Regions from separate parts of the Homo sapiens genome. Here region 1 is linked to region 2. A link is a loop called in an ENCODE intact Hi-C map of the cell type or tissue named here. Cell type or tissue: B cell. All regions are shown on one strand. Links, peaks and the distances in the headings refer to the core of each region. The heading gives the core; the rest is flanking DNA.

The links. Peaks named below come from ENCODE experiments on the same cell type or tissue, not always from the same donor. Only the 100,000 strongest peaks of a DNase experiment are listed, where the experiment ranks them.
Region 1: it touches region 2 in a loop (4-fold over the local background); 5 of 110 quality-filtered maps call a loop at or near these places.

Annotation. Positions count from the first base shown.
Region 1 is chr3:47,103,889-47,111,888 of GRCh38, reverse strand. It overlaps SETD2 (SET domain containing 2, histone lysine methyltransferase), which reads left to right. Exons shown (of 21, transcript NM_014159.7): 6 at 5,769-5,892. Among named protein-coding and RNA genes, the nearest start is that of SETD2, 56 kb to the left of the region's middle. In B cell, for the core only: no CTCF peak of the experiment used is centred there; no DNase peak of the experiment used is centred there; H3K27ac peaks cover 446 bases.
Region 2 is chr3:47,316,861-47,333,493 of GRCh38, reverse strand. KLHL18 (kelch like family member 18) reads right to left here. Exons shown (of 10, transcript NM_025010.5): 2 at 13,711-13,841; 3 at 10,786-10,926; 4 at 3,345-3,543; 5 at 177-337. Among named protein-coding and RNA genes, the nearest start is that of KLHL18, 42 kb to the right of the region's middle. RefSeq lists a silencer at 9,481-9,775. In B cell, for the core only: CTCF peaks have their summits at 8,813 and 9,023 (motif pointing right); DNase peaks (open chromatin) are centred at 9,043 and 9,753; H3K27ac peaks cover 655 bases.

The sequences.
Region 1 (8,000 bases), core at 1-8,000, 220 kb after region 2:
TTTATTGTGGGAATTCAAAACACAGGTAATAAAGACAATAATTTTTTTTTCTCACTGTTTTCCCCTTGGCAATAATTTAGTTTTATGACAGGAATCCTCATATATCTTTTGATAAGCAAATTGTTCTTTTTTTTTTTTTCCTTTGAAGATAAGAAATGATGTTGATATTAATCTATCCTTTTGGGAACCAATCAGAAAGCAACATGTTTTGTTACACAAAAAGGGGGCTAGTAGGAACCTCATAGATTTCTCTTCTCCTCTAAGTTTTGTAAAAACACACCCTGGCTCATAACTGGTTTTTATTGTTTTTTATTTTTTTGAGACAGGGTCTTGCCCTGTCACCCTCGCTGGAGTATCCTGGCGCAATCATAGCTCACTGCAGTGTCGACCTCCCAGGCTCAATTTATCCTCCTGCCTCAGCCTTCTGAGTAGCTGAGACTATAAGTGTGAGCCAGTATGCCCAGCTACTTTATTTTTCTATTTTTTGTAGAGATGGGGTCCTCACTATGTTGCCTAGGCTTCTCATAACTGGTTTTTAATTGTTTATTTGAAGCAAATATCCCACAGAATTGTCATATGCCCCATATCCATTCATTGGATTCTTTATAATATTTTAAACAAATAATTGGTTACACTTCCTTTGAACACTGTTGATACAGAACTCAATACCTCTCAAAGCAGCCCATTGAATTTCCAAAATCACTAGTTCTAGTCCAGACGCACATTTTCAAAGATGCCTTCTTTCATTCTGCCCTAGCCAGCCAGGCCTTCTTGAGATTTTTTTTTTTTTTTTTTTTTTTTTTTTTTTTAAAGGAACCACAGTTTGGACACAAGCCTCTCTTACAGGGACAATAGTGGATGAGCTGTCTGGATGCTGGTCTTTTGTGGTATCTGCAGTAAAACACATAGCTTCAAACCTGATCTAAATTCTGTTACTTGCAACAGACACTCTTTGATAGCTCAGTGCTCTTCTCATATTAAGGGGAAAGGAGACTGGGGAAGGGAGGAAAGGATATATGGCTCCAGTTTATAAGCCAGGTTAAAATTTCCTAAAGCTCTTCCGTTTTCTTCAGCTATTCACAGAGAACCCTGCTTTGGTAAAATATACTAGGACTTAATGTTTCCATGTTTCCCATACCTTCCTACTCCTATAACTGCCACATGATGATGTGTAATACCAATAGTTTATGAATTTCATAAACTAGTCAAAACTCTTGCGTTGTTTACTGGTAGAGTATTACCATTTAATAAGGACAGATTGTCAGAGCTACACAGGATGAGAAATTATTTGGAGCTAAGTTACTAGTTAGTGTTAAAGTGCCATGGCAGACCCCACCAAAAAAGCAGGTTATTACCAAAACCCCTGTAGTTTTAGGAAATCTCCCAGTTGTAGGAAGAGAAGGCAGTCCAGGTTGACTTAATGTAATTGGATACCAGATAGGGTTTTAATTGAGGTAAAATTCACATAATATAATATTGACCATTTTAAAGTTTACAATTCAGTACCATTTAGTGCATTCATAATCTTGTGCAACTGCCACTTTTGTCTGTGTCCAAAACATTTTCATCATCTGAAAAGGGAACTAACTCTGCCTGTTAAGCAGAATCTTCTCATACCTGCCTCCTCCCAGGCCTGGCAGCCACTAATTTGCTGTCTGTTTCTGTGGGTTGATCTATTCTCGGTATTTCGTATAAATGAAATTATACAATATGTGGCCTTTTGTGTCTGGCTTCTTTCACTTAGCATTATGTTTTTGAGGTTTCATCTGTATTGCAGCATGTGTCAGCACTTAATTCCTATTTATGGCTGAATAATACTCTCTTGTATGGGTATACGATATTTTGTATATCCTTTTGTTAGTTGATGGACATTTGGGCAAATGAGGCTTTTTTTTTTTTTTTTGAGATGGAGTCTTGCTCTGTCACTCAGGCTGGAGCACAGTGGCACGATCACGGCTCACTGCAACCTCTGCTTCCCGGGTTCAAGTGATTCTCCTGCCTCAGCCTCCTGAGTAGCTGGGATTACAGGTGTGCGCCACCATGCCCAGCTAATTTTTCTATTTTTAGTAGAGAGGGGGTTTCACCATGTTGGCCCAGCTGGTCTCGAACTCCTGACTACAGGTGATCCGCCTGGCTTGGCTTCCCAAAGTGCTGTAATTACAGGGGTAAGCCACCGTGGCTGGCCGAAATGAGGCTTTTTTAGAAGCCATCTTTCCCCTCCACATTTTTTTGTTGTTTTCCGACACAGGGTCTCACTGTGTTGCCCAGGCTTGAATGCAGTGGCGCGATCACAGCTTACTGCTGCCTCAACCTCCTGGGCTCAGGTGATCCCCCAACCTTAGCCTCCTCAGTAGCTGGGACTACAGGTGTACACTACCATACTCTGCTAATTTTTTTGTATTTTTAGTAGAGACAGGGTTTTGCCGTGTTGCCCAGGTTGGTCTCGAACTCCTAAGCTCCAGTGATCCTCTCACCTTGGCTTTCCAAAGTTCTGGTATTACAGGCGTGAGCCACCACCCCTGGCCCGTTTTATTAATAAAAAGTTTCAAACTTACAGAAAAGTTGAAAGAGTTGAACAGTTAGTGTCCATGTAAGCACCACTTAGGTTTTATAGTTATTAACATTTTGTTCTGTTTGCTTTATTTTACATTCTCTGTCTGCCCGTCTCTTTTTTATCTATCAGTCTTTTTTTGATGAAGCTTAAAGGGAGTTGCAGACGTTACCCTTAACCCCTAAACCTTCCATAGCTTTGCAGTGACAGTGACAATTTCTGTCCCCACCCACCTGCCATAGTAGAGCCCTGTTGCCCTGAACAGGCTTTAAGGAGAAGGAGTTCAATGAAGTGACCCTATTCAGCCAGGAGCAAATTTCAGGCTTAGAAAAAGATTAATAAGAATCATAAGAATCACACTTCTCATTGCCTTTGCCTTCATGGGATTTAGTCACTGCATGCCAGGCAATATGATGTTTTCTGCTTTGTTTTTGTTTTTATTTTGGTTTTTAATTGAGACACGTAGCTTCTCTAAGAAACCTAAATCTTAGAGTTTTAAGGACTGCATGATAGACTTTTACACTGGCCTCATTTAGTTTTTTGGAGGTCAGGCAGCTGGAGGGTCTAGCCACTCTTCCTACATTCCCCAAATTCCTGAGGACTTTGAGATGCTTCTCTCAGCTGCTTCCTCAAGCTCAAACTGTTAGATCCATGTGTGTTGGTATATCCTTCCAACTTCCTGATGTGGGGTCTCTACTCTGAGTGATTTACTGGCTGGTCAGGCTCTGATATTTAAGAACTTTTTCTAAATAAGGTGATTTGAGAGTAATATCATTAGAATTGAATATTTTAGTAAAATTCAAGAAAGCATCTTTATAATATAATGAGGTAAATAGTTATTTAGGTGGAGTTTGAATCCCAGGCTGTAATTGAGCTTTATGAAGTTGGATAGATCACCTACATTATCCAAACTCTGTCTTATTTGTCAAATGGGCATAATATCGATGCCAGATGACATCAATATGCTTTATTTTTATTTTTCATACTACCTTTCAAAAGCAGGTAATCAAGCCTTAAATGAGTAAGTTTAGGGAAGATAGATTTTTGGCAGAAGAGGGATTGGAAATATTTTTTATGTGTGCAGTTCCAGATCCTGGATAATATATGTTTTGTAGTCACCACATTTAATTCACAAGGCAGTCCATGATGTCATTTTTCTTTTTCTCTCTTTTTTAAGTTTTTAAAAAATGTTTTAAAACATTTTTTAAAATTTATTTATTTTGGTAGAGACGGGATTTCACCATGTTGCCCAGCTGGTCGGAAACTCCCAGGCTTAAGTGATCTACCCACCTCGGCCTCCCAAAGTGCTGGAATTACAGACTTGAGCCACTGTGCCCAGCTTTTTTTTCTTTTTTAATGCAATGGGGTCTTGCTCTGTCACCTAGCCTGGAGTGCAGTAATGTGATTGTAGCTCATTGTAGATTCAAACTCAGGGCTCAAGCAATTCTCCTGCCCCAGGCTTTCAACTGGTGTAGTGGACTATAGGCACATAATACCATGGCCGGCTAATTTTTTAATTTTTTATTGTTTGTCAAGATGAGGTCTTCCTGTGTTTTTCAGGCTGGTCTTGAACTCCTGGGCCAAAGCAATCCTGCCACCCCCCCCCCACCCCCCCCCGCCACCCAAAGTGACTTTTCTTTTTCTTGAGGGAGGGCACTAATCCTGGAAGTGGAGAGTCCAACATTGTAGGACCTCAAATTTTGTCATCATTTTAAATTATTTGCAAGATGATAAGCTTCTGGGGTTAGAAAGGACATTTCAAATATTGGTTATAGAGGTAATAATTTGACTTTCTAGGTTTACCCATGAATAATCAGATTTTTATTATTGAGACCTAAATGTGTTTGTGATGGACTACTATATAAATATATATATACATCCACTATAAACTTCTCCAATCCTGTTTTTGAGCTCTGCTTTTTAATATATGTGTTCTTTTCTCATTTGTTTTTAATTGCTTTATTTTTTAAAGTAAAAGGATTTAATTTTTTTCAGTTGGCGAAGTTAACTCCTTTAATAAGTACATTGATTATGCCAGTATGTTGTAAACAAATACAAAAGATTTACATTAAAAAAATTTCTTTCATTAGAATTAGGGTATGTTTATTTTGAGGGGATAAGAAAAGACTTTCAGGCAGGCCATTTTATGTCAGAACTTCAGAGTAAAACATAGTATAACATTTGTCTACATAGAACTAATAGTTGAAGTCATTGGTTAGAATGAGCTTTTAGAGAATTAAGAGAAGGGGAAAAGACTGATAATTTAATATCTTCAGTTCAGAATAAATAGGTAAATAATCAAGAAAAGAACATTCAAAGATAAAGGGTAACTGAAAGATGCCAAAGAAGAAGATAAATAACAATTACTGATAACATTCTAAAGAGACGTCAAAGAGAATGTCATTACATAAAGGGAATTAGATTTGATCTTTAACATTTTTAGAGACCTTTGAGAGTAAAGACAGCAGAAGGGCTGCTATATTTAAGTTGCCTTCTTCTTTTTCTTTTTCCTTTTTTTTTTTTTTTGAGACGGAGTCTCACTCTCTTGCCCAGGCTGGAGTGCAGTGGCGCGATCTCGGCTCACTGCAACTTCTGCCTCCCAGGTTCAAGCAATTCTCCTGTCTCAGCCTCCCAAGTAGCTGGGACTACAGGTGCATGCCACCACACCTGGCTAATTTTTGTATTTTTAGTAGAGATGGGGTTTCACCATATTGGTCAGGCTGGTCTCGAACTTGTGACCTCAGGTGATCCACCCGCCTCTACCTCCCAAAGTGCTGGGATTATAGGCATGAGCCTCTGCGCCCGGCTGCCTTTTTTTTTTTTTTTTTTTTTTTTTTTTTTTTTAGAGCAAAAATCCTCTAACTTTTCAGTGTCTCTTGATTTCTTCAGAGCTGTTTTCCAGCTGTTAATAACTTTTTTTGATATTGTAAGCCAGACTTGAATGATTTAGTATCTAGTTAAAGGATATATATTTTGGTAGTAGGTATAAATTATAAAAGCATCTTAGAATCAACATTCTTTGAAAAGTACTGTGAAGGAGAAAAGTAACCTTGGTTAGAAGCTAGATACTTGACATGTGTTTGAAATTTATTTTGTGTAATAACTGAATTTATCCACATTGCAGTATTTATTTAAATTCCTTATTTTTGCCTGAGCATATATGTTTTCCCTACTGCTCCTAGGTAGGAAGTGCTATTTTTTTCCTTTTGGTTTGCAGGAACACCTTTGTCCTAGAATATTGTGGAGAGGTACTCGATCATAAAGAGTTTAAAGCTCGAGTGAAGGAGTATGCACGAAACAAAAACATCCATTACTATTTCATGGCCCTGAAGAATGATGAGGTAAGCAGCTTGGATATGTTTGCCTTGAAACAGATCTGTTAGGTTTGAAGGAGCCATTGATACTGATTTGATTTTTTTTTTTTTTTTTTTTTTGGAGACGGAGTCTCGCTCTATCGCCCAGGCTGGAGTGCAGTGGCAAGATCTCGGCTCACTGCAACCCCTGCCTCCTGGGTTCAAGAGATTCTCCTGCCTCAGCTTCCTGAGTAGCTGGGATTACAGGCGCCCGCCACCACGCCTTGCTAATTTTTGTATTTTTAGTAGAGACGGGGTTTCACCACGTTGGCCAGGCTGGTCTCGATCTCCTGACCTCACCAAAGCATTGAGATTACAGGCATGAGCCACCGTGTCCTGCCGACTGATTTCTAAAATATATTAAGCGACAAAAATGAGGGGCAGAGCAGTATAAATAGCGTCTATTTGTTTTCAAAAAGCGTGGAAGTTACTGTTGCATGACAAGGTAGAAAATAAAAACATGGAAGAGAGAGGAATTTACATATATATATGTAAAGATAAACGTAGTGTGTTTTAGATTACAACTCTTAGAAATTATTGATGACCCCCAGAGTGCCTTTTTTTTTTTTTTTTTAGAGATAGTGTCTTGCTATATTACCTGGGCTGGAGTGCAGTGGTGCCATCTTGGCTCATTGCAACCTCTGCCTCCCGGGTTCAAGCGATTCTTGTGCCTCAGTCTTCTGAGTAGCTGGGACTACAGGCACACACCATCATGCCCAGCTAATTTTTGTATTTTTAGTAGAGACGGGGTTTTGCCATGTTGGCCAGGCTGGTCTTGAACTCCTGGCCTCAAGCAATCCATGTGCCTCAGCCTCCCAAAGTACTGGTATTATAGGTGTGAGCCACCGTGCCTGGCCCCAAAGTGCTTTTGCTTATATAGGTTATGTGGGTTATAATTACTTATACTTAATCATATTAAAAATCACAACTGAGAAATTTAGAATGTCTGTTTAAAACCACATTAGGGCCAAGTGGGAGAATCATTTGAAGCCAAAGGAGGCCAGCCTGGGCAACATAGTGAGACCTCATCTCTACAAAAACAAAAAAAAATTAACCGGGCATGGTTTTGCATGCATCTAGTTACAGCTGCTCCAAGGGCTCAGACCGAAGGCTAAAACAGAGAATCACTTGAGTGTTGGCCCAGATTGGCCTCCCAGAGCGTTGGGATTACAGGCATGAACCACTACACCCAGCCCATCTTGGTCTTTATTTAGAAGTTTGTTGATGTTTTGTGGCCAGAAATCTGCCATAGGAACTTAACTATTGTTTAGTATCAGTTAGCCTATGGTAAAATTGGTTTCCTTGTATGTTGTTTTGCTTTTGTAAGTTGCAGTTTCAAAGAACCTGTTGATGACTTTAAGTGAGGACTTAACTGTAACAATAGTAAGCCCATTACTTATTGATAAAAATAACATGGTATTATGAAAAATAACTTTTTTTTTTTTGAGTCAGGGTCTTGCTCTGTTGCCCAGCCTGGGGTGCAGTGGCATGATGATAGCTTACAGCAGCCTTGAACTGCTGGGCTCAAGCAGTCCTCCCACCTCAGTCTCCTGAGGTGCTGGAACTACAGGCACATGCCACCATGCCTGGCTTATTTTTAAATTTTTTGTAGAGACAGGGTCTTGCTGTGTTGCCCAGGCTGGTCTCACTTCTGACCTGAAGCAATCCTCCTGCCTCAACTTCCCAAAGCACTGGGATTACAGACATAAACCACTGTGCCTGGCCTTGGAAAATGATTATTTAAATTTTTTTTTTTTTTTTAGTGAAAAGAGTTGCATCGCTTTACATTTTTATAAATCTCTTTAATGTCTGGCTTAATAAAATTCAGTTCAATTCTCATATATCTGCCTCTGTATTCAGTGTGGAAATGTAAATTCTAGGGACCTAACCCCAGAGCTGTTTAGTTTAACCCTAGGGATGGGTTCAGCAAGTTTTAACAAACTCTCCATGGGATTTGGATACACACTCAAGGTTGAGACCTATGGCATTGTGACATAGCCCACACTTTAAAGTGAAGTATTATACCATGCAGTGAGATTAGGATGTAATAGAATATAAGAAATGGCTAAGGATAAATGGGAGAGACACTGATAAAG
Region 2 (16,633 bases), core at 4,257-12,256:
ATTCGGGCTCTTCACACTTCCTGTTCCAGCTTCTAGACAGAGGGCAGACCAATCTGTGTGCCATGAATTAGACTGATCACTCTAAATGCTTTCTTTCCAGAACTGGAACAGGTGGCCAACTCCTCTTCCCTGCTTAGACCTTTGGCAGTGTCCTGTGCAGGTCCACCCTCACTCACCTGCATTTGTGGCAGCAACGCACCAGGTCATCCTGCTGTACTCTGTCTGAAAGGAACTGGGGCCGACAGAGGGGCAGGCGGATATTGGACAGCAGCTCAGGCAGGTAGGGACCCCTCTGCTCCCGGTCGTATCTGACCCAGGCCAATGCAGCTTCAAAGACCTGTCATGAGAGTGGATGTTCTGGCAGCAAATCCTCCCACCCAGAGGCCACACCCCAGGCCTCCAATCTCAATGCCTCCACTTCCTATACTGAAGCAGTCCCTTGGGCCCATCAATCTTTTCTCCTACTTGTCTCTGAAATCCCTGATTTCTCTCTACTTCCTAGGCTACTAGAACAGCTTCCTGAATTTCATTATGATTATGATTTCCTAGTGAAAAATCATCAATGGCATCTTATTACTTTCTGTGAAAACAAAATGCCTGTTTCCCTTCCCGCTGCTCCTGTACCCCTGCTCCCTCTAAACTCCCTCCATCACCCTCTCTGTACTCCGGCAAGGCTGGGCTGGTTCTCCTGTTTACACTGTCCCCCCTCATCTAAAATGCCCTCATCTCCTCCTCTTCATCTAAACCCACTCCCCTATTTTTAAGGCCTGGCTCTAGATCCATGTTCTCCAAGGAGCCTTTCTTAATGGCTCCAACCACAAGGACCTCTCCCTCTAAAGCCCTACAGCCCTTATGAAATGTATCACTCAAAGAAATGTGAGCTGCCCCCCCGCCCCCCGTCATATTAATTAGTTTAAGAGCTAGGGACAGGACACCTAGTTTTTGGAATGAGGCTTTTTCCTCGAAACCACAGTGTCTATGCTGCCAAGCCCAGGATCCACTTTTCTCCCAGGCTCCTATCAAGCCCGCTTCACCTCTCTAGCATCCCCCTTTTCTAGAGGAAAGAGGAAAATAAATCATACCTTTTAATCCCTCCTCAAATTTCTTTTTTCTTTTCTTTCTTTCTTTCTTTTTTTTTGGAGATAGGGTCTTGCCCCATCGCCCAGGCTGGAGTGCAGTGGCGCAATCTCAGCTCACCTCAACCTCTGCCTCCCAGCTCAAGCAATCCTCCCACCTCAGCCCAAGTAGCTGGGATTACAGGCCAGGAGTTTAAGCTGGACCAGGCCTGGCTAACTTCTGTGCTTTTAGTAGAGATGGGGTTTTGCCATGTTGCCCAGGCTGGTCTCAAACTCCTGAGCTCAACAAATCTGCCCACCTTGGCCTCCCAAAGTGCTGGGATTACAGGCGTGAGCCACTGCTCCCGGCCTTCCTTAAGTTTCTAACCTTCGTCCCTCATCCTCACTCTCAGGTGAGAAAATAGAAAATCAGAAGAGAATTTCAGTAAGAATCTACCTGTCCCCCGTCCCTGGGCGTGTGCCCCAGCTCTCCCTCCTGCTACTGTGGATATGGATGGCTTGTGCTCCTATCAAAGATGCACACCCTTATGCCCTAGACTGTCCTCACTTATTCCAGAACATCATTCCAACAACTGCTCTCCCATTTCTCCAATATTATCAATTCTTCCCTCTCTTCTGGAAAACTCCCAACAGCAGTCAAATATGCTGTAATTTCTCTCACTTTAAAAAAAAAAAAAAAAGGTCGGGCCTGGCGCAGTGGCTCACGCCTGTAATCCCAGCACTTTGGGAGGCCGAGGTGGGCAGATCATCTGAGGTCAGGAGTTCGAGAACAGCCTGGCCAACATAGTGAAACCCCGTCTCTACTAAAAATACAAAAGTTAGCCAGGCATGATGGCGCACACCTGTAATCCCAGCTACTTGGGAAGCTGAGGCAGGAGAAATGCTTGAACCTGGGAGGCTGAGGCTGCAGTGAGCTGAGATTGTGCCATCGCACTCCAGCCTGGGTGACAGAGTGAGACTCTGTCTCACAAAAAAAAAAAAAAAAAAAAAAAGGCCTGGCATGATGGCTCATGCTTATAATCCCAGCACTTTGGGAGGCCAAGGTGAGAGGATCATGTGAGGCCAGAGTTCAAGACCAGCCTGGCCAACGTGGTGAAACCCCATCTCTACTAAAAATATAAAAATTAGCCAGGCATGGTAGCGGGCACCTGTAATCCCAGCTACTTGGGAGGCTGAAGCAGGAGAATTGCTTGAACCCGGGAGGCAGAGGTGCAGTGAGCTGAGATTGTTGCCACTGCACTCCAGCCTGCCTGGGCGTTGGAGCAAGATTCTTTCTCAAAAACAAACAAACAACAACCCCTCTTGATTTCACAGACCCCTCCCACAGCTGCCCCAATGTTCTGTTCTTCCTTAGAACAAGATTCTTTCAAAAAGTTATCTATACTAGGCCGGGCACAGTGGCTCACGCCTGTAAACCCAGCACTTTGGGAGGCCAAGATGGGCGGGTCACTTGAGGTCAGGAATTCGAGACCAGCCTCGCCAACATGGTGAAACCCCGTCTCTACTGAAAGTATAAAAATTAGCCTGGCATGGTGGTGCATGCCTGTAATCCCAGCTACTCAAGGAGGTTGATGCGGGAGAATTGCTTGAACCTGGGAGATGGAGGTTGCAGTGAGCCAAGATCGCACCACTGCACTCCAGCTTGGGTGACAGAATGAGACTCTGACTCAAAAAAACAACAAAAAAATTATCTATGCTTGCTGTTTCTGGTTCACAGGAGGATTATTTCTAATAGTAAATATTGGAAATAACCCAAACATGCAAGAATAAGGTGAGTAGGTTGACAAAAATCAACAGAATGCTATTTAGACACTAAAATGTATGGAGGCCAGGTGCGGTGGCTCACGCCTATAATCCCAGCACTTTGGGAGGCTGAACTCACTTAAGGACAGTAGTTCAAGACTAGCCTGGGCAACATGGTGAAACCCGGTCTCTACAAAAAATACAAAAACTAGCTGGGTGTGGTGGTATGTGCCTGTAGTTCCAGCTACTCGGGAGGCTGATGTGGGAGGATGAGGCTGCAGTAAGCTATGATCTTGCTACTGCACTCCAGCCTAGGTGACAGAGCAAGATATTATCTCAAAAAAATAAATAAAACATAGAAAGTTTTCATGAAAAATGCATGATACAGTAAAACAAGCCCAATAATATACAACAGCCACATACATGTCATGATCTTAACTTTGTAAAAAAATACATAAACAAAACAATGACTATAAAGAGCAGCATCTCATGTCACCTGCACAGACTGCTACTGGGCTCACATACCTGCTCCTCAGATTTGACATTCAGCTCATCCCGAGACACCAGCTCAAGCACGTCTTCCAAGGGCAGGGCCAGGAACTCTTCTGACATGGACACCTCCACAAAGTGCTGGTGGATGAAGCTGTTGGCAGCGTCGTACAGCACAGCACACATCATTGTCTCAGCAAACTGGCGCACACCCAGGCAGTTTTTTGGGTGAAGCCTTTGGCATAAGGAAAGAAAAAAAAAATTAGAGGAAGAAAGGATGTTATCTTTGATCATTCTCAGGCTGGTTCTGGGTAGAGCCACAGAATGAAAACAAATTCTTAACCTCAGCTTTGTTGGAAACTGTATTTCTCTGGGACTCAACTTCTAAAGGTATAAAATTAAGAAGAAAGATTATCCTCAAAGGTCCCTGCCTTTTGGGCCTGGTGCTCTGTGCGTCAGGTGGAATGAGCTCTCTGGGTAGTTCTGTAAAGTAACTGTCAGAAGGTGAGAAGTAACCATCACAGGAGTGCAGGCACTGAAAATCTGTTTGAGACGTTCCACCACTGAAATTCCTGGTTGAGTGTCCAGGGCATTATCTCAACTTTGGTCACAAGGAAGGCACTGAAGTCACAGAATTAGAGTTTAAAAAACACAGACAGGGCTGGACACGGTGGCTCACGCCTGTAATCCCAGCACTTTGGGAGGCTGAGGCAGGCAGATCACGAGGTCACGAGATCAAGACCATCCTGGCTGACACGGTGAAACCCCGTCTCTACTAAAAATACAAAAAATTAGCCGGGTGTGGTGGCGGGCGCCTGTAGTCCCAGCTACTTGGGAGGCTGAGGCAGGAGAATGCTGTGAACCCAGGAGGCGGAGCTTGCAGTGAGCCGAGACTGCGCCACTGCACTCCAGCCTGGGCGACAGAGCAAGACTCCGTCTCAAAACAAAAAACAAAAAACAAACAAAACAACAACAAAAAAAACACAACACGGACAGATGGCTTCTTTAGTATGGGAACTCTTATACTTGTCTTTTTTTTTCCTTTTTTTTCTTTTTTGAGACAGGGTCTCACTTTGTCCCCCAGGCTGGAGTGCAGTAGCGTGAACACGGCTCACATCACCCTTGACTTCCTGGGCTCAAGCGATCCTCCTGCCTCAGCCCTGCAAGTAGCTGGGACTACAGGTGCCACCATGCCTGGCTAATTTTTGTACTTTTTGTGGTAGAGACAGGGATTCACCATGTTGTCCAGGCAGGTTTGAACTCCTGAACTCCAGCAACCCACCTGCCTCGGCCTCCCAAAATGCTGAGATTTTTTCTTGTTTTAGATAGAAAGAGACTCCACGGGCCTAATTGTTCAGACAAGCAGAAACAACAGCAGCAGCTATCATTTATTTACCATCAGTGAGTCAAGTGTTTTGCTAGGCCTTTTATACACATTCTCCAGAATCTTCTTAACCTGTAAAGTAGTAACGCACTCACAGATGGAAAACAGGCTCAGGGAAACCAAAAATGGTGCTCACAGTCCCTTGAGATAAGCAAGTGGTGGTGCTGAGATTGAAATCAGGACTCTTGTGCACATTCCCACGGTAGCCTGGCAGACTTACACTCATCAGGGCTAGAGAAACCCAGGATAAATCCTGGCCCTGATGCTCATGGGGCAACTTGGGTGGGTTATGTTCTTCCAAGTGTCAGTAATTTGCTCACCTGAAAGAAGATGATGACAACAGCTACCCACCTCTTAGGGCTGAGCCATGATACATGGTACCTGGTATGAAGTTAATGGCTGTCTTAATTTTTTATTATGGTTGTTTTTGTTTTTTGAGACAAGGTCTTATTCTGTCACCTAGGCTGTAGTGTAGTGGTGCAATTATGGCTCATGATAGCCTTGACCTCTTGAGCTCAAGTGATCCTCCTACCTCAACCTGCCAAGTAGCTGAAACCACACACCTAGCTAATTAAAAAAAAAAAAAAAAAGTGTTTTTTGGTAGAGAAAGCATCTCCCTATGTTGCCCAGACTGGTCTCAAACTCCTAGGCTCGAGCAATCCTCCTGCCTTGGCCTCCCAAAGTGCTGGGATTACAGGCATGAGCCACTGTGCCCAGCTTGTTTTTCTTACTACTGTTGCATCTAAGAAAATTCCAAACGAGCCCAGTGCGATTCTAAAATCTTGGTGACAGCAGCAGACCCTGGGGGATTCTTATTTGGCTCCATGACTGATTCTCTGTAGGGATGGTATTGATCAGATTAAAAATTGGCCGGGCATGCTTTTCTTCATTAGAAAGGTTTATGTCTTTTCCCCGACGTTAAGGTTTTAGGCACAGGGTTATATTTATTTAGCAATATTCACTATTGTCCCCTAGCAGTTGACCCATCAAGGACTGAATGAATGGGCAAGGTACCTTGGAGCCTGGCTTTATGACTAGTCAAAATTCTACATAGTTATTTCATTCCAGCCTGAGCTTGCTCTGTCCATTGCTTTGGAAACTGATGTGAATTTAGAAGAGCACAGAAACATAAGCAGAGAGCAAGATGTAGGCAAAGTTCATGGCCACTGAGGAATACAGCGCTGAAGGTCAGAATGTCAGCTCAGTCATCTGTCAAATGCCTTTCTCCTAAAGCACTTATAGTGATTGAATGAGACTTGTTAAAGCACTTTACAAATATAAGGCAGATATAAAGATAAACCTTCCCTGGGCCTCTACAGCATGTGCTTCACTATTTCCTAACACTTTGACATCAACCTGAGAGGAGGATTCAAAATGCCACGGGGCAGAAGCTGGATCAAGTCCAAGGATATGGGAGCCAATGATCAACGTAGCCATTGGCATTCATTTCCAAACTCTCCTTCTCAGGTTAGGATTCTCGTACCTTATTTTTGGGTGTCTTTGATTAGCTTGGCATAATACTGAGCACAAAACACACCTTTTTTTTTCCCTTTTGTTTTTTTTGAGACGGAGTCTCCTGGTGTTGCCGAGGCTAGAGTGCAGCGGCATGATCTCAGCTCACTGCAACCTCTGCCTCCTGGGTTCAAGTGATTCTCCTGGCTCAGCCTCCCAAGTAGCTGGGATTACAGGCGTGCGCCACCACGGCCGGCTCATTTTTGTATTTTTAGTAGAGATGGCATTTCACCATGTTGGCCAGGCTGGTCTCCAACTACTGACCTCAGGCGATCTGCCTGCCTCGGCCTCCAAAAGTGCCAGGATAACAAGCGTGAGCCACCACGCCCGGCCAAAACACACCTTCCTTTTTTTTTTTCTTTTTTTTTGAGATGTAGCTTCGCTCTTGTTGCCCAGGCTGGAGTGCAATGGCACGATCTCGGCTCACCGCAACCTCCACTTCCCAGGTTCAAGCGATTCTCCTGCCTCACCCTCCCGAGTAGCTGGGATTACAGGTGCCTGCAACCATAGCCAGCTAAGTTTTTTGTATTTTTAGTAGAGATGGGGTTTCACTATGTTGGCCAGGCTGGTCTCGAACTCCCGACCTCAGGTGATCCACCCTGCCTCGGCCTCCCAGAGTGTTGGGATTACAGGCGTGAGTCAACGTACCCAGCCAAAACACACCTTCTTAACTGAACTGGGCTTTTACATCCAAGAGGATGGGGGACGTGGGGAGCCTGTTTGTGAGGCAATTAGTGGGGGAAAAGGAAGGAGAGCGGCCACACAGGAAAGGGGCCCATGCAAGAGGAGGAGGGAGATATGAGGGAAAATAAACCTACAGCTACAGGGTTGATGGAGACCCACGTCTTTCATTAGCCACATCACAACCTTCTTCCTTGCTGACACAGCTTGACTTTGGAAGCAAGAAGACAGCATAAGACATAATGCTTTATCAGAGGCAGGAAGCGGTGACTTGAATTAAACAGGTTACTGACGTGGTTCATTGACGCATTTGGTGTACCAATCTACCTCTGAGAGAATTTCAGAAAATACACAGCTCCAAGGCTGGGTGTGGTGACTCACACCTGTAATCTCAGCACTTTGGGAGGCCGAGGTGGGCAGATCACTTGAGGTCAGGAGATCAAGACCAGCCTGGCCAACATGGTGAAACCCCATCTCTACTAAAAATACAAAAATTAGCTGGGTGTGGTGGCACACGCCTGTAGCCCCAGCTGCTCCGGAGGCTGAGGCAGGAGAATCGCTTGAACCTGGGAGGTGGTGGTTGCAGTGAGCTGAGATCATGCCACTGCATTCCTGCCTGGGCGACAGAGCAAGACTCTGTCTCAAAAATAAATAAATAAATAAAAATACAAAAATTAGCCGGGCATGGTGGCAGGCACCTGTAATCCTGCTACTCCGGAGGCTGAGGCAGGAGAATGCTTGAGCTCGGGAGGCAGAGGTGGCAGTGAGCCGAGATCACGAAACTGCACTCCAGCCTGGGTGACAGAGTGAGACTCCATCTCAAAAAAAAAAAAAAGCAAGAAAATACACAGCTCCAGTGCTTGCCTAAAAGCAAGGAGGCCCATACATTTGAAGGCCGGAAATAGGGCCACCAGAAAAAGTCAACCCCAGCCTCAGGGGGAAAAAAAGCAGCGGGCTGAAGATGTAATAGACTGAGCAGCCTCAGGAACTGTGGCTTTAAGAACTCTGATGGCATTGTGGCTTCTCTGTGCTGTCACATATCTTTTCCACTGGTGCTCAGAATGGTTTTCCTCAAGTCGCTGGCAATCAAATCTTGAAAATGATGCACCCTCGGCTGGGCGTGGTGGCTCACGCCTGTAATCCCAGCACTTTGGGAGGCTGAGGCGGGCGGATCACAAGGTCAGGAGATCGAGACCATCCTGGCTAACATGGTGAAACCCCGTCTCTACTAAAAGTACAAAAAATTAGCCAGGCGTGGTGGCAGGCGCCTGTAGTCCCAGCTACTTGGGAGGCTGAGGCGAGAGAATGGCGTGAACACAGGAGGCGGAGCTTGCAGTGAGCCAAGATCGCGCCACTGCACTCCAGCCTGGGCAACAAGAGTGACACTCTGTCTCACAGAGCAAGGCTCCGCCTTAAAAAAAAAAAGAAAAAAAAGAAAATGATGCACCTTCAAGGGCACATACGAAGTGGGGAGCTGGGAGACACCATCACATTCTGTAGCGAGGCTCAGGGAGAATCATTCCAAGGAACAGAGACAATAATAGGAACTACTGGTGAGAAAACAGAAAGCAGGCCATGGCTCTGGAGTCTGTGGCAGGAAACAGGAGAGGTATAGGTTTAGGTCTCAGAAAGGGTCCTGAAGGGCTGAATGAAAAAATGTCAAAGATAGGCTCAAAACATCAGGTTTATGCGTAAGTACTTATTCCTAAAATGCTACTGGTGCATGCAAACCTGCACTGGCCTAAAAATGACTTTTCTTTTTTCTTTTTAGTTTTTAGAGACAGAGTCTTGCTCAGTTGCCCAAGCTGGAGTAAGGTGATTGTAACTCACTGCAGCCTTGGGCTCCTGGTTCAAGCAGTTCTCCCACCTTAGCCTCTCCAGTAGCTGGGACTATAGATGTGAGCCACTGCACTTGACTAATTAAAAAAATTTTTTTTTTGTAGAGACAGGGTCTTGCTCTGCCATACAGGCTGGTCTGGAAATCCTAACCTCAAGCAATCCTCCTGCCTTGGCCTCCCAAAATGCTGGGATTACAGCATGAACCACCTCATCTGGCCTAAAAATCACTTTTCTAAGCAACTTTTAGATAACAGTACTTTACAACATAGCCTGGATCCAGTGTTGACAGTGACAATCTCAAAAGCCCCCTAGGTGGAGCTGTTGTCCATTGGTGAAGATTCGAGGCTCGTCAACAATCCTTTCCAGGATTAATCCTACTTAGCCACAGAGTCATTTCAGCAGTGGTAAAGCCCAAGGCCTCCAAGCCTGGGGCTCTACCTTACAGAAAAAAAAAAAAAAAAAAAAAAAAAAGAAAGAAAGAAAAAGAAAAAAGGAAGTCATTTTCCAAGTTCTGTGGGAAAAAGAGGTGAACTAAGTCCAGTCTGTGTCTTAAAAAGCTCACAAACGAGCAGGAAAGATAGTGTGTGCTCCTCACATCTCCATATGCACCCTCTGGCCTGCCCCAGAAGGCATCCCACAGCAGGGACAAGGTTGGTTCCGCAGCTTTACTCTTACTACAAGGTCTTTATAAAACTGCGAACAGCACCACTTACCTCAGGATGAAACCCTTTACCCAGTGTTCAGCAGATGAGCTCCCCACTAAATCTTAGGCATCATTACCACGGTTATTTGATTAGCTGTACACACAGCAGTACTCAGTGTGATGACCATGAGCACCGTGTGGGCAGGATATGAACAGACAGCGGGTGTGGTCCATAAGCTGCTAACTGAACTGGATAGGTGGAGTGAGAATAGGGGAGGGGAGGTCAGCTCCATGAGGGGATGAGGTTCGGAGGGCAGATCTGAGTCAGGAGGAATGCTGACAGACCAGATACCTAGTGATCAGAGTAGGCTCAGGTGAAGGCTGGGTGTGTGAAGCACCATAGACACAGGGGTGCTGTTTGGGGTCCTCCTGCCTGTCTGTGGCCCAGCACTAACCCACATCCCCAAGCCTCTGCTGGTTAAAAGGCCTTTACCTTATGACTAAGAGCTCTGGCTCTTGAGGGGGAGGGAGAGCCTTCTTAACTGCTCAGGCAGAAGGTCACAGGAGACCCACGAGGCCTACTGCCAAGCACTGGAAATAGGTGGGGGTATAATCCATGGTCCCAACCATAAAAGTGCATACAATGATAGTTCCCAATGGACTAAGGAGGATAGAGAATTCCAGTAAGTGAAATTTGGGTAGGCTCTTAAATAACTGAAGTATGAAAAGGAAGGTCAAGAAATTCAAAGAGGGCTGGGAGCAGTGGCTTATGCCTGTAATCCAAGCACTTTGGGAGACCAAGGTGGGCAGAGTTTGAGACCAGCCTGGGCAACATGGCAAAACCACATCTCTACCAAAAAAATTACAAAAATTAGCCAGGTGTGGTGGCACGTGCCTGTAGTTCCAGCTACTCGGGAGGCTGAGGTGGGAGGATTGCTGGAACATGGGAGGCAGAGGTTGCAGTGAGGCGAGATCATACCACTGCACTCCAGCCTGGGTGACAGAGCAAGATCCTGTCTTGAAAAAAAAAAAGAAAAGAAAAGAAATTCAGAGAGCAAAGTACCTAAACAAAGATGGAGATGGCTATGGAACAGTAGAGGAGCACTGCACAAATCAGTTTGGTGAGAAATCAGCTAAATTAGTGGCTGGTGAGATCGGAGGGGGAGGAACAGAAGATGTACATGTCAAGCCAAGGGAAAGGGCAGGCTGGACTATGTAAATCATGTTCTGAAAAAATTCATCTCAAAGAAGTGGGCACTGCTACAAACTGATTTCAAGAAATGTAAGTGCTGCAGAATAACCTTTCCAGCTCACTCCCTTCATAAACCTATATATGGTCCCAAGAACTCAGCAAACTGGCAGAAGATTCCAGAAATGAAATAGTCATGTTCTCCACCAGGCCCACCACATCACCTCACCGTTCTCGAAGGAATGTGCAGCAGGCGTCTTTGATGCTCTGCAGCTGCAGGAAGCTCGCCCCCATCAGCAATGACTGGACATTTTGCTGGTCAATGGCAAGGTTGCCGTTGTAGGCAAAGTTGATCAGAGCCTCCAGGGCACTAGAGGAAAGAGGGAAAGCTGTGAGGTGCTTTCAGAGACGAGTCTTGGCCCACGGGAGACTCAGGCCCTAACTGAACTGACATTACTTAGCCCAGGCCCTTTGAGAATCTATCTAATGGAGTAACTACTTCACCACAGCCTAAAACTCATTCTACCAAGTTGTCTTCATTGCCCTACAGAAAATTCTAAAAAAGAGAACACAATCACCTACAATTTCACTACTGAAAAAGTCAACAGCGGTCATTTTTCTACATTCATTTTTAGTCCTTGATCGCCAACATGCATGAATTATATGGATATAATCATAAAATACTTATCAAGCCTTTCCCATGTTGGTACACTGTCTTCATGTTTATTGTTTTTAGTGGCTGCTATATAATATTTCAACATGCAAATATGCTATCATTTATTTCCTTTATTGGTAAGCATAATAGCCATTACCATCTTATTGCTGTTAGAACGTTTTTGAATTATTTCTTTGGGGTAAATTTCTAGAATGAGATTTCTGACATTTTTTCTGCTTTCAATTCACACTGAAAATGAAATCCAAATTCCAGCTATAAGGCTGTATGTGCTCTGGTCCCTCTCCATCTATCTATCCTCCTCACCTCCACTTTCTCCCTTTCTTACTTGATTCCAACATTCTGGACATATTCTTACCTCAGGGCCTTTGCAATGACTGCTCCCTGTTTGGAGGGCTCTTCCCCCAGATGGCTCATTCCCTCACTTCAATTAAGATGTCTCAGCTCAAATGCCACCCCATGACAGGTGCCTTCCCTGATCACCTGAAAATAGCACAGACTCCACCATCCTTCACTAGCCTTTACTCTGCTTTACTTTTCTCATATCACTTTCACTCTTAGCCATACCATGCATGTATTTGGTGACTGCCAAATCACTACTAGAAAGCTGGCAGAAGCCGGGCGCAGTGGCTCACGCCTGTAATCCCAGCACTTTAAGAGGCCGAGGCGGGCGGATCACCTGAGGTCAGGAGCTCGAGACCAGCCTAACCAACATGGCAAAACCCTGTGTCTACTAAAAATACAAAAATTAGCCGGGCGTGGTGGCATGAGCCTGTAGTCCCAGCTACTTGAGAGGCTGAGGGAGAAGAATCGCTTGAATCCAAGAGGCGGAGGTTGTTGCAGTGAACAGAGATCATGTCATTGCATTCTAGCCTGGGCGACAGAGTGAGATTCCATCTCAAAAAAAAAAAAACAAAACAAAACAAAACAAAAAAAAAAAACGGCAGGTGCCTGTAATCCTAGCTACTCATGGGAGGCTGAGGCAGTAGAACTGCTTGAACCTGGGAGGTGGAGGTTGCAGTGAGCCCAGATCACACCACTGCACTCCAGCCTGGGTGCCAAGAGTGAGACTCCATTGCCTCCCCCTCCACTCCCCCCAAAAAAAAGGTTGGCAGAATGAGAAGAGGTGCTGTTTTCTCACTGCTATACCTCAGATATTTGATAGAGCTGTGCTCATCATGGATGTTCAGGCAATCTCTGTTAAATGAAGCCCCTGGACTATTCATGGGACGAGCATGCCTCCTTCAGACACACACCTCAGAGAATAGGAGGGCACAACTGCCCTTGGACACCTTACTTCTACGTCTTTCCTCATAAGTAACTGGCCTAAGATTTCTTTCTTTCTTTTTCAAGAGTCAAGGTCTCACTCTGTTGCCCAGGCTGGAGTGTAGTGGTGTGATCACAGCTCGCGGCAGCCTTGACTTCCTCGGCTCACCTCCTACCTCAGCTTTCTAAGTAGCTGAGACTACAGGTGTGCACCACCATGCCCAGCTAATTAAAAACAATTTTTTTTTATAAAGATGTGGTTTATGTTGTCCAGGCTGGTCTTGAACTCCTAGCCTCAAGCAATCCTCCCGCCTTGACCTCCCAAATTGTTTGGATTTCAGGTGTGAGCCACCTTGCCTGGCCTGACCTGAGATTTCTACCTTGCCATGGGTATATAAATCCTCTTCCGGTATTGGGGCACTTTGATCATCTAGAGGGTAACACACAGTCTCCTAGCTCTTTTCCCCCTAGTTGTCACCACTGTCAGATTAAGAGGTTGGGCAATAACTGACTACCAGCTAAGGGGATAACCTTGGGCTTGATCTCCTTGAGCTTCAATTTTCTGAACCATGAAATAACCATAAGATCTGCCACCTTCTAAACCTGTGTTGTCTAATATAGTAGCCATTAGCCACATGTGACTATTTAACTTTAAAATTAAATTGATTAAAATTAAACAAAATTTAAAATTCAGTTCTTCAGTCCCACTAGTCGTATTTCGAGTGCTCAATAGCCATCTGTGTCTAGTGGCTACCATTTTGGGCAATACAAATAGAAAGAACATTTGCATCACTGCAGAAACCTCCAGTGGACAACACTGTTCTAGACTGATAAGAAGGGATGTAAATGAAGACACTTATTTGAAGAACTGTTTTGTCAGCTAAAATGACTAGCCCAGAAAAGTGCAGAGAATAATATACCACCACTCTTAAACCCAGCCCCAGTCAAAAAAAAAAAAAAAAATCATGGAGTCTAGGTCCTATTAAATGTATTTCTCTTATAGTAAGGTAAAAACAGCCCCATCAAAACTCCCTTCATTTTAACCCTATCTCAGACCACTGGCCCAGGTTCTAATCTGCTTATTAATCACTTATTATTTGTGTAGAGCTAGGCTATTAGACACTGTGTCCTGCTGCAGGTCCTCAACGGAACCGTGCACAGGCTGAAACTGCACTTGGAAAGCAGCCTGCGAAACCTAATGGTGGGATTCAGTACCTTGGGTCCATTCCTTGCATTACAATCTCATCCTGCTTGCACTCCATCATGTCATTTGTAAACATAGCATGGAAATACGGGATCGAGGCTGCTAAGACAATCCGGTGGGCACTGAATTTGTGGTCCCCAATCTGTGGGCAAAGTAAAATACAAAGACAGATATTGAGGAATGCAAAACAAAAACAAACAAACAAAAAAACCCACCCTGCCCCTCCGCCCGGCTCCACAGCATACCCCACTGCCCACTGCAAAGGCGGTGAAGGCATCCCAGGGCATGGAGGCCAAGGCTTAGCATGATGACCCTGAAGTATTTTAAATGCAATATACTCAGTTACAGTAGAAGAATGTAAACAATACATTTTAATGAAGCGTTAAAACAGCTAAAAAATTTAAGCCTGAATGGTTTCATGTAATCGTTTTTACTTATATGGTAGTCTCCAATGCACCCCTTTCAGCTACTCCACCAACTCAAATACCTGATTCCTGTAACACTTTATCCCAACCTCAGGCAGATGGACTAGACAAATGGTCCAAGAATGCTGGTGCTCCTAACAGTATGCTCCTCAAGAAGAGTAAATATGTAGTGACTGGGCCGGAGGCAGGGGCATGAGGAGATACACTGGTGTTGTGGACTGGCTGCTGCTCTGTATGGCTAGCAGGGACAGAGGCCAACTCTTCCTCCAATGAGTGTCAAATCCTCACTGACACACCCTTAGCCTGAGGAATTCTATAAAGTGTTTTCCAACTATCTGCCAAAAGGCTCTTCCCTTCAATAAGCCATTTATAGCTCCAAGCTATATAAACATTTCCACTTAAGAACTTTCTATTCTCCAGGAAGAGCAAAACAGTCCTTTTTTCCTTTTTATCAGGTTCCACATTAGTGAAAAGCCAGGGAATCTCACTATCTGATGGTCATCTCTTTGTGTCATATTTATCCAAGGATTGAGGTTGGAAGATCGAATCATTGGATTAAACAGGCGTGAGCCACCGCACCCAGCCTCTGCTCAAATTTCTTAGAGTTGTTCTATGAGGTTTATTACAAAAGAAAAAACAACAACTAGCAGTCTCTGTTTTCTTGATTCCTTGCCCGCGATTCCTACTCCCAGGGGCAACCTCTTGCTTCTAGGACTTTTCTCCATCTTTCTAAATAATATGTGCTTACATATTACTTGTTGACTTTTCACTTTGAGTTATTCCCTGTGGTACCCAACCTCTAAATAGCTCCCAGTAAATGCTCACTCTTGGTATTTACACCCTTGTGCAGTCCCCTCCCACAACATGTCAGGGTTGGTCTATGTGACCAACAGAATATAGCAGAAGTGACGATGGTATGTCACATTCAAAGCTAGGTCATAAAAGGCACTGAAATTCCTCTTACCCTCTTCTTCTGGATCACTTGCTCTAAGAGAAGCTAAATAACATATCCTTAAGAGAGGCCCATATGAAGAAGACTGAAGACTTCTACAGCTACCTGAGTGAGCTTGGAAGAGCATCCTCCAGCTCCAGCCAAGCCTTCAGATGACAGCAACTTTGTGAGAAATGTCTAAGCTGCTTCTGAACTCCTGGCCAGCAGAAACTGTGAGATAATAAATACTTGTTTTAAGTCACTAAATTTTGGGCCGGACGCAGGGTGGCTCATGCCTGTAATCCCAGCACTTTGGGAGGCCAAGGAAGGTGGATTGCTTGAGGGTGGATCAGGAGTTTGAGAGCAGCCTGGGCAACATGATGAAACCCTGTCTCTACAATAAATACAAAAATTAGTGGGCGCATGCCTGTAATCCCAGCTACTTGGGTCACTGGGGCAGGAGAGTCGCTTGAACCTGGGAGGCAGAGGCTGCAGTGAGCCAAGATCGTGCCACTGCACTCCTGCCTGGGATGGAGTCTCAAAAACAAAAAAGTCACAAATTTTGGGGTAGTTTGTTATGCGGCAAAAGATAACTATTATATTACTAATCTAATTCCTATTATGGAAGATTAAGAATTTGTCCTGATACCTTTCTTCATGTACTATCCCCTACACTCTCCCTATCTTTCCAATATAATTAGGTCAAATTTTGGTTAAATTAATATGAAGAGTTGCATTAAGTCTATGTAAATATTATTTGTAGCCAAGCCATGCTGTATACTGTCAGTATATATTTCCTTTTTGTATAATTTTTCTTTTCCCTAGAGCATAAAACTCTGGTTAATATATTCAGTCAGGTACTCTATCAGTTGTTTGTTTTAAGTTGTCTGTTTCTTGAGACATTATCTACTGGAACTCTTCCTGGGAATTCTGTTTCCCTCACCTATACTAACACCCCCGTTTCCTGAACCCCACGTAGTCCTCTTTCTTATTTATTCACTTGTTCTGGTAGAAAGTGTCTTTTAGGCTGGGCATGGTGGCTCACACCTGTAATCTCAGCACTTTGGGAGCCTGAGGCGGGTGGATCACCTGAGGTCAGGGGTTCGAGACCAGCCTGGCCAACATGGTGAAACCCCGTCTCTACTAAAAATGCAAAAAATTAGCCCAGCGTGGTGGCAGACACCTGTAATTCCAGCTACCCGAGGTGCTGAGGCAGAAGAATCACTTGAACCTGGGAGGCGGAGGTTGCGGTGAGCAGACACCGTACCACTGCACTCAGCCTGGGCAAGAAGAACGAGATTCCATCTCAAACAAATAAAAATGTGTCTTCTAGTAGAGCCTCATAAGAAGGGGTCTATGTACAATGTCTGAAAATGTCTTTACTACCCTCAAGCTTAGATAATAATTTAGTTGGTTAAAAAATTCAAAGTTTAGACTTTTTTCCTGTCAAAATTTTGAAAGTATTGCTCCATTGTCTTCTAGTTCTTTTGTTTTTAGAGATGGGGTCTTACTCTGTCCCCCAGGCTGGACTTGAATTCCTGAGCTCAAGCAATCCTCCTGCCTCAGTCTCCTGAGTAG